Linked DNA regions of Homo sapiens: region 2 is linked to region 1. Evidence: chromatin contacts called from ENCODE Hi-C or POLR2A ChIA-PET data. All regions are on one chromosome and are shown on one strand. The core of a region is the stretch at or near the end of the contact, and the rest is flanking DNA. Distances in the headings are between cores, read along the strand shown. Region 1 overlaps FAM117B (family with sequence similarity 117 member B). Region 2 holds the start of ICA1L (islet cell autoantigen 1 like).

The links. Hi-C counts contacts between places; a loop is a spot of excess contacts on that map. ChIA-PET counts read pairs that join two places held with the same protein, here RNA polymerase II (POLR2A). Pooled maps may share reads with other maps.
Region 2: a loop to region 1 is called in a map of MCF 10A, with 2.3 times the contacts of the local background. The contact joins the promoter of ICA1L here to the enhancer-like site in region 1. A Hi-C loop is called at or near these places in 1 of 168 maps with a recorded cell type or tissue (MCF 10A) and 6 of 50 pooled maps. POLR2A ChIA-PET finds 5 or more read pairs at or near these places in 4 of 52 experiments (Caco-2, H1, activated B cell and 1 more).

The regions. Positions count from the first base shown.
Region 1 is chr2:202,748,636-202,753,884 of GRCh38, forward strand. All of the region lies in intron 4 of FAM117B (family with sequence similarity 117 member B), which reads left to right. Among named protein-coding and RNA genes, the nearest start is that of FAM117B, 120 kb to the left of the region's middle. Within about 2 kb of position 2,081, at least 2 of the 41 ENCODE cell types and tissues checked have a DNase peak (open chromatin) inside an H3K27ac peak, as active enhancers do.
Region 2 is chr2:202,869,623-202,874,871 of GRCh38, forward strand. It overlaps ICA1L (islet cell autoantigen 1 like), which reads right to left and starts at 2,144. Exons shown (of 13, transcript NM_001288622.3): 1 at 1,997-2,144. It overlaps WDR12 (WD repeat domain 12), which reads right to left. Exons shown (of 13, transcript NM_018256.4): 13 at 4,639-5,249. RefSeq lists silencers at 1,687-2,176, 2,217-2,266, 2,327-2,456.

The sequences.
Region 1 (5,249 bases), core at 831-3,330:
AGACAGATTAAATGTCTGACTAGACATTTCTCAAAAAAAGACATAGATTAAATGGCCAACAAATATATATTTTAAAAAGTTCATCTTTACTAGTCATCAGGGAAATGCAAATCAAATCCAAATCCATAATGAGATATCACCTCACCCCTGTTAGAATGGCTGTTATCAAAAAGACAAAAATTAACATATCAAAGGGATACCCTGCGCTCACATGTTTATCGTAGCCACTCTCGGTAGCCATTGTATGGAATCAACCTAAGTGCCCATCAACAGTTGAATGAATAAAGAAAAATGTGGTTGTGTGTGTGCGTGTACATGTGTATACATAACTGATGAGTATTTCATTGTGTATTCTACAATATAAAAACTGAAGGAATGAGAGCACTGGTAGTTTATGAAACTTAGCAAAGGTTTAGAAAAAATAAATCCAATTTAGAGAGTTTCATGAAACATATATATTCATAGAGTGCAGATAAAAATGTGAGGAGTAAAAATATTTTACTATTTGGTTTGGCATTATGAATCAAAGTCCTGAAAAATCTTTACTATCCTTTATGTCCCCCCAGGAAAATAGCTCCTCACCCCAGGAATTTATTCTAAGGAAGTATTTACATATGTGTGCAAATAATTGTCTAGGAGGATGTGCATGACAGTATGGTTCTGTAATAGTGAAAAATTGAAAACTATTTGTTTAATAGAGCATTGATTTCTTAAGTAATGCCCTCATAAAAAAATTATGCAACTATAAAAATGATTTGGTTAAACGTTTTAAAGCATAGAGATAGGTTACAGGTCTGGTATAATGTTAAAAAAAAAAAACCACTGGGTTCAGAACACTAGGTACGATCTGTTTCTGGTTAAAAGTGTATATGTATATAGAAGAAAAAGGACTAGATAGAAGAGTTTTTATAAAATTATTAATAGTTGTTATCTCTGGTGATTGACATGTATTTAATTTTCTTTCTTCACTGAATATTTTTTTTACTTTTGCAATAAAGAAAACAATGGCAGTCCAGGCACAGTGACTCATGCTTGTAATCCCTGTACTTTGGGAGGTCAAGGCTGGGAGGATCACTTGAGGCCAGGAGTTTGAGACCAGCCCGGGCAACATAGTGAGACCCTATCTCTAATTATATTTTTAAAATTATTTAAATAAAAAAAGAGTAAACAATGAAGTTAAAAATAGTTTCTCAGGGCAGACTTTTTATGGACATATTCAAGTTCTCTGGATCACTATATCTCTGGCTTATGTTTAAGTATGTTCTTAAGTCTATTGAAAACTGTAGAAATAAAAAAAATTAAAGGTGAGTGTATTAGTCTCTTCAGGCAGCCATAACAAAATATTATGCATAGACTACGTGACTTTACACAACAGAAATTTATCTTCCAGTTCTGGAGACTCTTAAGTGCAAGATCAAGGTGCCAGCAGGGTTGGTATTTGGTTGAGGGTTCTCCCCTTGGGTTGCAGACAGCTCCCTTCTTGCTGTGTGCTTATATGAGCTCTTCGTGTGCATGGGAATGGGAGGTGACTCTCTGGTGTCCTCTTGGACCGGGGCTGCCTCCCCCATATGACCTAATTTAAACTTTACTGCTGAGTGGGCACAGTGGCTCATGTTTGTAATGTCAGCACTTTGAGAGGCTGAGGCTGTCTGATTGCTTGAGCCCAGGAGTTTGAGGCCAGCCTGGGCAACATGGTAAAACCCTGTCTCTACCAAAAAAGTACAAAAATTAGCCAGGCATGGTGGCATGTGCCTGTAATCCCAGCTACTCGGGAGGCTGAGGTGGGAGGATCGCCTGAGGCCAGGAGGCAGAGGTTGTAGTGAGCCAAGATCATGCCACTGCACTCCAGCCTGGGCAACAAGGTGAGACCCTGTCTCAAACAACAACAACAAAACAAAACTCAACTACTGCCTTAGATGCCCCATGTCCAAATACAGCCACATTGGCAGTTAGGGCTTCAACATATGATTTTGGGGGGACACACACATCCATATACCAGCCTTGTTGAACAAGCATCTTATATGTTCTAGGCTCTGTGCTTGGCAGTGGCACTAAAGAGATTAATAAGACATAGTTTCTCTCCTCAGGTTAATTGTAGAAAAATAATCCAAAAGAAAAAAATACCACCTCTGTTCCCAGGTGTAGCTTGCTTCTGATATTTTGGGGAAATAGTCTTTTTTTCTGGGTGAAATATAAATCTGTGTGTGTGTCTGTTTTATACGCATGCATTGGCTTTTGGTTGAATAAACATGAAGGGGCAAAGGAAGAATGTTCTTTTCACTTCCTGCTTTTGTGAAATATCTGGCGTATATGAAACTTTTGTTCCAGTAGGTAGAACAGAAAATGTTGAGAAATTAGGTGTGTAGGTTTCTAGAGAGAAATTATAGAATTTATTCTATAAACATAGAATTTATGTTTATATTTGAGGAAAGGGAAAATCAAAAAATATAAGGGCTAAACCCTTGAAGACATATAGATAAGCTTTAGTCCCATAATTTTCTGTTTGCAAATTTGCAAAATTATTTTACAATTCACCTAAAAATTGCATCATTCTTTACAGATCACTCTGTGTTACTTGAAGTTTATAGCTCAGCTGACTACTGCAGGTTACATCAGAAATTTGAGTTTTTATACCTATGGAGTGTTAGTGACTTAAAGTTTTATTGTCTGACCAGTACTTGATTTATGACATTGATTGTGCTTTAGCCACCCACTAAACTGTATATAGAGTTGTCACCGCTTATGAAAGCTGAAAGGGTCTAACCAGGACAAGTGTTCACATCAAATGAACTAGACTAAGAGAATAGATCTATGGATATGGCTAAGATCTTCCTCAAAAAAATAGTTTTGAGGCTGGACACAGTGGCTCACGCCTGTAATCCCAGCACTTTGGGAGGTCCAGGTGGTGGATCACCTGAGGTCAGGAATTTGAGACCAGCCAGGCCAACGTTGCGAAACCTCATCATCTCTACTAAATATACAAAAATTTAGCTGGGCGTTGTCGCGGGTGCCTGTAATCCCAGCTACTCGGGAGGCTGAGGCACAAGAATCACTTGAACCCGGGAGGCTGTGGTTGCAGTGAGCTGAGATTGCACCACTGCACTCCAGCCTAGGAGACAGACCGAGACTCCATCTCAAAAAAAAAAAAAAAAAAAAAAATAGGTTTTGACAATTGTATATCTGTGCACCAAAGATCTGAGCTATGGAGAGTGGCTCAAAAATATAAGTTGAATTTTTAAAAATTATATAAATTTTCTCTATAAAACACTTATAGAACACCCAAACTTAAAATTTTCTTTCCTTTGGTAGTGGATGCTGAGAATGGAAAAGGGATCAGAAAGAAGAGATGGAAGTAAAGGGAATAAGTAATACAGAAGCTTGAGGCTGTGGGGAATGTGGGAACAGAGGGACTTATAAAAAGGGAAAAATTAGGAGACACTATATGTGAAAGAAAATAAGTGACACTTGAAAAAAATGTGAAAAGATAATTATTTTAAGAATAAAATACATAATAGGGAAAATACAAAATAAAAATTGCAGCTACTGTTTTCTGAGCATTCATGCTTTAGACGCCAGGCACCATACCAGGTTTCCTGTCATTTCATCTTTAAAGCCATGAGGTAGGTTTCTGTGTCCTGTGTTACATATGAGGACCCAACACTAACTGAGCAGTGGAGACATCCTCTCTCAGCACTTCTGCGTGGAGCTTCCCCTTGGCCTTTTTTAATCACAGATTTCTTGTGTTTGCCAAGGATTCTTGTTGTATTTATTATGCTTTTTCTTTTTTTTTTTTTTTTCCAGTTCTGAAGGGGAGCAGGAATAAAAGGAGAAATAGAGATTTAACACTAAGTTCTGTATCAGACAGCAAGATTATCAGGGAATAAAACTGATGGTCATTGATTAGAATCATTTCTAATCAGTGTTACCTTTGTCTTCCTTTGTCTTTGTCTGTTACCTTTGTCTTCTTGCCCACCTCTTCCTGAAAGAGGTTTTCCAAAGAAACTTTCCTAAATGAAGGATAGGTTAATCACATTTCTTTGCTAGACAGCAGAAGAATCTGCAAGATGTTTATCTGGCACACTGATGTTACTAGCTTTGGCGGATACCTCTGTTAATGCTTGTTTCATATTTTATTTTGAATATCTTGTCAGGAAACAAGTAATATCCTGTAATTATGTAACCAGATAGTTCTTTCCAAAAGTAATACTGTGACAATAAAAACATTTTTAATTTAAAAATCTCTACATAGATTTTGGAAGTGGTTCTGTTAAATAAATAAGTCATATTGTGAAAATGGCCATACTGCCCAAAGTAATTTATAGATTCAATGCTATTCCCATCAAACTACCATTGACATTCTTTACAGAATTAGAAAAACTATTTTAAATTTCATATGGAATCAAAGAAGACCCTGTATATAGCCAAGACAATCCTAAGCAAAAAGTACAAAGCTGGAGGCATCATGCTACCTGACTTCAAACTATACTATAAGGCTACAGTAACCAAAACAGCATGGTACTGGTACCAAAGCAGACATATAGACCAACGGAGCAGGACAGAGACCTTAGAAATAACACCACACATCTACAACCATCTGATCCTTGACAAACCTGACAAAAACAAGCAATGAGGAAAGGATCTCCTATTCAGTAAATGGTGCTAGGAAAACTGGCTAGCCATATGCAGAAAACTGAAACTGGACCTCTTCCTTATACCTTATACAAAAATTAAGATGGATTAAAGACTTAAATGTAAAACCCAAAAGCATAAAAACCCTAGAAGAAAACCTAGGCAATACCATTCAGGACACAGGCATGGGCAAAGACTTCATGACAAAAACACCAAAAGCAATTGCAACAAAAGCCAAAATTGACAAATGGGATCTAATTAAGCTAAAGAGCTTCTGCTCAGCAAAAGAAACTATCATCAGAGTGAACAGGCAACCTACAGAATGGGAGAAAACTTTTGCAATCTACCCATCTGACAGAGGTTTAATATCCAGAATTTACAAGGAACTTAAACAAATTTACAAGAAAAAAGCAACCCCATCAAAAAATGGACAAAGGATATGAACAGACTCTTCTTAAAAGAAGACATTTACACGGCCAACAAACATGTAAAAAAAAAAAAACATGAAAAACTCAACATCACTGATCATCAGAGAAATGCAAATGAAAACCACAATGTGATACCATCTCACGCCAGTCAGAATGGCAATTATTAAAATAAGTCAGAAAACAATAGATGCT
Region 2 (5,249 bases), core at 894-3,393, 120 kb after region 1:
AAAATGTTAACAGTTGTTAATGTCGGCCTCTGTAAATATAGATATTGTGTTACTTTAGTCTTTTTTTTAATCTCAACTAAATTAAAAAAGGAATTTTAGTCTTTTTTTATCTCAACTAAATTAAAAAAGGAATTTTAAAACCCTAGTGTTACATGCAAGTGAGTCAATAATGGCAAAATAATAATGAGATACATAGAAGGTGACTAAATTTTAATGGTGAATACTGGATCCAAGTACAAGTTTGAAAATTTTGATTTCCGAAAAAAACACAAAACTTAAGTGATGAATGAAAAATAGACAAAATGGAAGAGGGTAATAAGAATATTATTAAATAACAAAATCTACTTCGAACGAGGAAATCTTTCCAGTTACAGATATATTTAAAACTCACATATCCCATCTGTTGTTGTTAAAGAATATAAAAAGAATAAAATTTTAAAGGAAGCGCAGTGAGTACTGAAAAAGCTAAAGTATAAAAGTACAGAAAAAATGTAAATATAGAATCACACAATGAAATCACCAAGTTTGGCAGTATAGTAGAACAAGACAGTATATTATCTATTTTGTATCTAATATTTTGATATCTGGTCCTAGTTCCATAACTGGTATAAACTTTGTTTTATATTTTTATGATATTTATAATAAAAATATGGCATCCTACTTTTTCCACCAGTTCTCATATTTGCAATTTTTCCTCTTTGGACTGGCTGATCTCTGAGCACCCTTCTAACTCTAAAATTAAACTGGTAATTAGAACACTGCCTTCCACATAGCTGTTTCAACGACTAGATAAACAATCATTTTGAACTATTAAATAAAGAGATTTCAAAGAATACTGGGTATGATAGGCACAGATAACAAATACTAAACGATTTAAAATTTTGGTCACATAAAAATACATACATACCATTCGGAGATGTTTACTCGGCCAGTAAATGTATAATTAACTCCTACTAAAGGATGAGGCACCTGTGGCTATTCCATAAATACTGATGTGAAGATGATTAAAGTAATATCGTCTTACAGTACGTCGCCTGAGTCAGAACCAAATAAATCAATACATAAATACTTTTGGGAAAAATCAAAACCATGGAAAAATGTTACCTTCCCAACAATCTATTTTACAGAGACCCATAGTTTATAACAGCTTTTATGCTGTGTGCATCAAGATCATCTATTACACGAAAAATGATTCCACCCCCTCTACTGGCAACGCCCCAGCATCGCGGGTGAGCTGCCAGGATGGACTCCCCGCTTTCCCCTCTCCGTCTTCCTTAGAGCATCAGGTATCTGACCACTGACATCACCTGGGCACCTGACCAGCTGACGCGCGTTTCCAGGAGCCATATCTGTGCCGTGGGGTCGGGTTGCCGGCCTAAGGAGCAGGATCTGTGCGCGGAGCCCCTCGCGGGCCCGTGCATTCTGCAGTTCAGCTCAAACTGCACATTTACTATGTTTTGTTTTTATCCATCGGTTGCCAATTAGTTTCTAAGGAAGACATTCCCATTACAAAATAATAGCGAAATAAAAATAAGCACCACGTTAAAAAGAGGTCAGCAGGGAAGCACCTGAAGGCTGTTCGGGTGATCCGCCGCCGCCTCTATTAGGAGCGACCTCCACCGCCGAGGGAAATCACCCAAACGAGCCCCAGGCTGCCGCGCTCCTTCACTACAGCGAGCGTGGCCGGGAGGCGCCCTTCCGCCGCAGGGGACCCAGCCACGCCAGAAACCGCTCCTTGCGGGTTTTGCCTGGGGGGAGGCCGGAAGAACCCCGAGCAGGGCCTCGCCTGGAAGAAGGCCGCAGGCAGCGGCCGGGGTCCCCCAGAGAACCGAGGAGGCCAGCAAGGCCCCGAGAAGCCGCGCGCGCGCGCGTGTGGCCGGAGCCTCCCGCCGCGCCCCCGCCTCCCGGCGTCGCCATGGGAACCCGGGATTTGGTCTCCGGGCCTGACCGCCGCCTGAGGGGGAATAGGGGCGGACAGGAGGCAGCAGAAGCTTACCGGCGCCGCTCTTCCGCCTCCTCGGGTCGCGTTCGGCCGTACGGTGATCCGTCCCGGCACCCGTTCCGGCCACCGCCCGCGAGCCCCGCGCCGACTCCCGGCCCTCCGGCAGCCAGTGCCCCTCCGCACCAGTGCGTGGAGGTGTCAGGCTCCCGCTGCGGGAGGCGGGAGATTTAAACCGCGCGACCTGGCGTCCGCGTTCGCCCCCCTCGGGCGCCGGCCTGACCCCGCCACCGGCCCGACTCGGGATCGGAGCATCTCTCGGTCTGCTCTTGAATGAACTCGGGGACCCTCTCTATTCCTCCTTTCCCGATTTCCTCTTTACTTAATAAAGTGAAATGACAAACACCAAACCGGTCAGAACATTACGAGGAGCTGAGTGTGAGCTCTCTGAGGCGTGGGGAAGTGGAAGGCATTGGCCCGGGGCCCTCCCGGCTCCCTCCGAGCACCCCCACCCCCGGACCTGCCGGGCCTTCTGGGGCGGCCCCTTAGCACCAGTGCTCCTTAGGCGGAAAGCGTTCGCCCGCTGTATTTAACTCCCGTGTTAAAGGTTTAAAGAGGTCTAAGTTAACAACCGTTCATAACCAATCTCAAATGCACATATCCATATCCATAATGTTTATGATGAATCTTCAAGAGTAAAAGGTAAAACCGGATCCTGAAAGTCTCAGGAAAAAAACAAAAAGGAAGGCAAAACTATTTACTACTAGTAGGAGATAATTTAATAAATTCAAACTTCATTCTTTTTAAAGGTGACTCCAAAACTTAAAAGAACTTTCCTAAAACAGCAGAATACGAATTATTAATTACAACTGCGACACATAGGCTAGCAAAGAATTAAAAGGTTAACACTCGAGGTGATAATTAAAATCTGTATGATGACAAAGATGGGGTGAGTCTAGAATTTATTTTATTTTATTTTATTTGAGACGGAGTCTCGCTCTGTCGCCCAGGCCGGAGTACAGTGGCGCGATCTCGGCTCACTGCAAGCTCCGCCTCCCGGGTTCACGCCATTCTCCTGCCTCAGCCTCCCGAATAGCTGGGACTACAGGCGCCTGCCACCACGCCTGGCTAAGTTTTTTGTATTTTTAGTAGAGTCGGGGTTTCACCGTGTTAGCCAGGATGGTCTCGATCTCCTGACCTCGTGATCCGCCCGCCTCGGCCTCCCAAAGTGCTGAGATTACAGGCATGAGCCACCGCGCCCGGCCGAGGTTCTGGAATATTAACAGTACAAAATACTCACCTTAACCTGGAAATTATACTTTTAGAATAGGAAAAGTGGCAAGCTACAGAGGGTTAATTTGGACTGAAAACATTAAATGTCTTTAGACTTTTACCCTGAGATATTTGGATTTCAAGGAATAGGCAAATACCTGAGATTATGTGCAAAATTTTGTTTGTTTTTTTGAGGAGTCTACAGCTTTCCTCAGAAGGGTAAAAATTAGCGTTTGGCAAACATGAGTGATTGACCTATTTCCTTGGGATGGCTTTCCTGAATCTTACCAAATGAGGCATTTCTCCTAAGGGGCATACTGCTCTCTGGCTGTAACGATCTACCTGCCTGTCTTCCCCATTAGGTGCCGAGCTGCTTCAAAGCTGCTCCTCCCTTACGCATTTCTGCAGCCTTAGCACCTAGCACAGTGCCTAATACAAACTAGGTCCTGAATGAATGTTGAATCCATCAATGAACGAAATGAAACAAAGATAGCTAATTCACAACTGAAGGATACATTATAAAATATCTGAAAAGAACAGATTATCTTTCTCACCAAGGAATAAATAAAGTGGCAAGCGAAATGACTTTCAAATGTTACTATGCCCCATAGTAAAGTTCTTGGGGTATTTTAGAAAATGTTTGTTCCAACAAGATGAAGTTTTAAGTCAAGAGAACAGTAAACTAATATCTTCTTCAGCTCAATCTGAGGCCGACTAAAGTCCTCCAAGGAACACACCTGGAAGTCAGAATAATGGCTACCGGCCGGGCCTGTTGCTTTTATTCACTTAACTGGGTAAAATTACAGAAAGATACACAGTATCTCCAAGCCATTAATGAAGTGTAGTATTTACACTTCATATAATCACTTTTTCTTCACAAGTCGCTAAGGAAACACGGTGGCACAGTGTAGGAATAGTATCAGAAAATAATGTAGAGCTAGCTGCTGATGCTTCTCCTGGACAGGAGTCAAGTCTCTCATATTTCATAAATGCCTGTGGAATGAATTCTTTCTTTAGCTGTTGGATACAATGTTTAAATGGCTTGCACTAGGAAGAGCGTGGTAGTTCAAGCCTATAATCCCAGCACTTTGGGAGACTGAGGCAAGCGGAGCACTTGTGGTCAGGAGTTTGAGAACAGCCTGGCCAACATGGTGAAACCCTGTTTCTACTAAAAATTCAAAAATTAGCCCCATGTGGTGGCGTGCACCTGTAATCCCAGCTACTTGGGAGGCTGAGGCACGACAATCACTTGAACCCAGGAGGCAGAAGTTGCAAGCCGGGATTGTGCCACTAAACTCCAGCCTGGGCGACAGAGCAAGACTCTACTTGCACTAGTCTCTTAACAAAAGGAGGCAGCTCAGTCATTACATTTTAGTGTTGCATAAAACCTCTTTAGAAAGTGAAATAATTTAACACCTTTAAAGTACTTTTAAATTTCATTTAGAAGTACATTTACTGAACTGTTATTTAACTTTCTATCCTTTCTATCAACATATAATACACTTATACTAAGGGGAAAAAAGGGGTTTTCCTCCATTGTATAGACTTTTACAAGCTAACTAGACAAGAACATTAGATGACTTGGAATGTAGGGCTCCACAAATGGGATCCAAACCTAGAGTCTTAGTTTCTTTAAAGACTAATGGTCTTCACTTTTGTTTTTGTGCAAACCTCTGGTTAATCTCCCAAATAAAACCTCAGTTGATATTAGAAAACACTAAAAATTATTCTACTGTTTTGTACTGTTTTACTAAGGATTAGAGGTCTATTGAATCTGACATCACACAAAAAGCTCTATTTCTTCAAGGCATTCCAGTTTCTTTGTAATCTGTTGGATTTTACCGAAGACGTCAGGAGAAGCATTATAGGTCAGTGACAGTGGGGCCATGGAGAGCTATCTTCCCAGATACCCAAATGAGTAATTAGATACTGCAAGCTAAACATTCTGTCTCTTCCCTACTACATTTCTGTTTATTCAAGCAAAGCTAGAAACAGTATTAGAATTAGACACAATTCTAGAATTAGAATTATTATGATG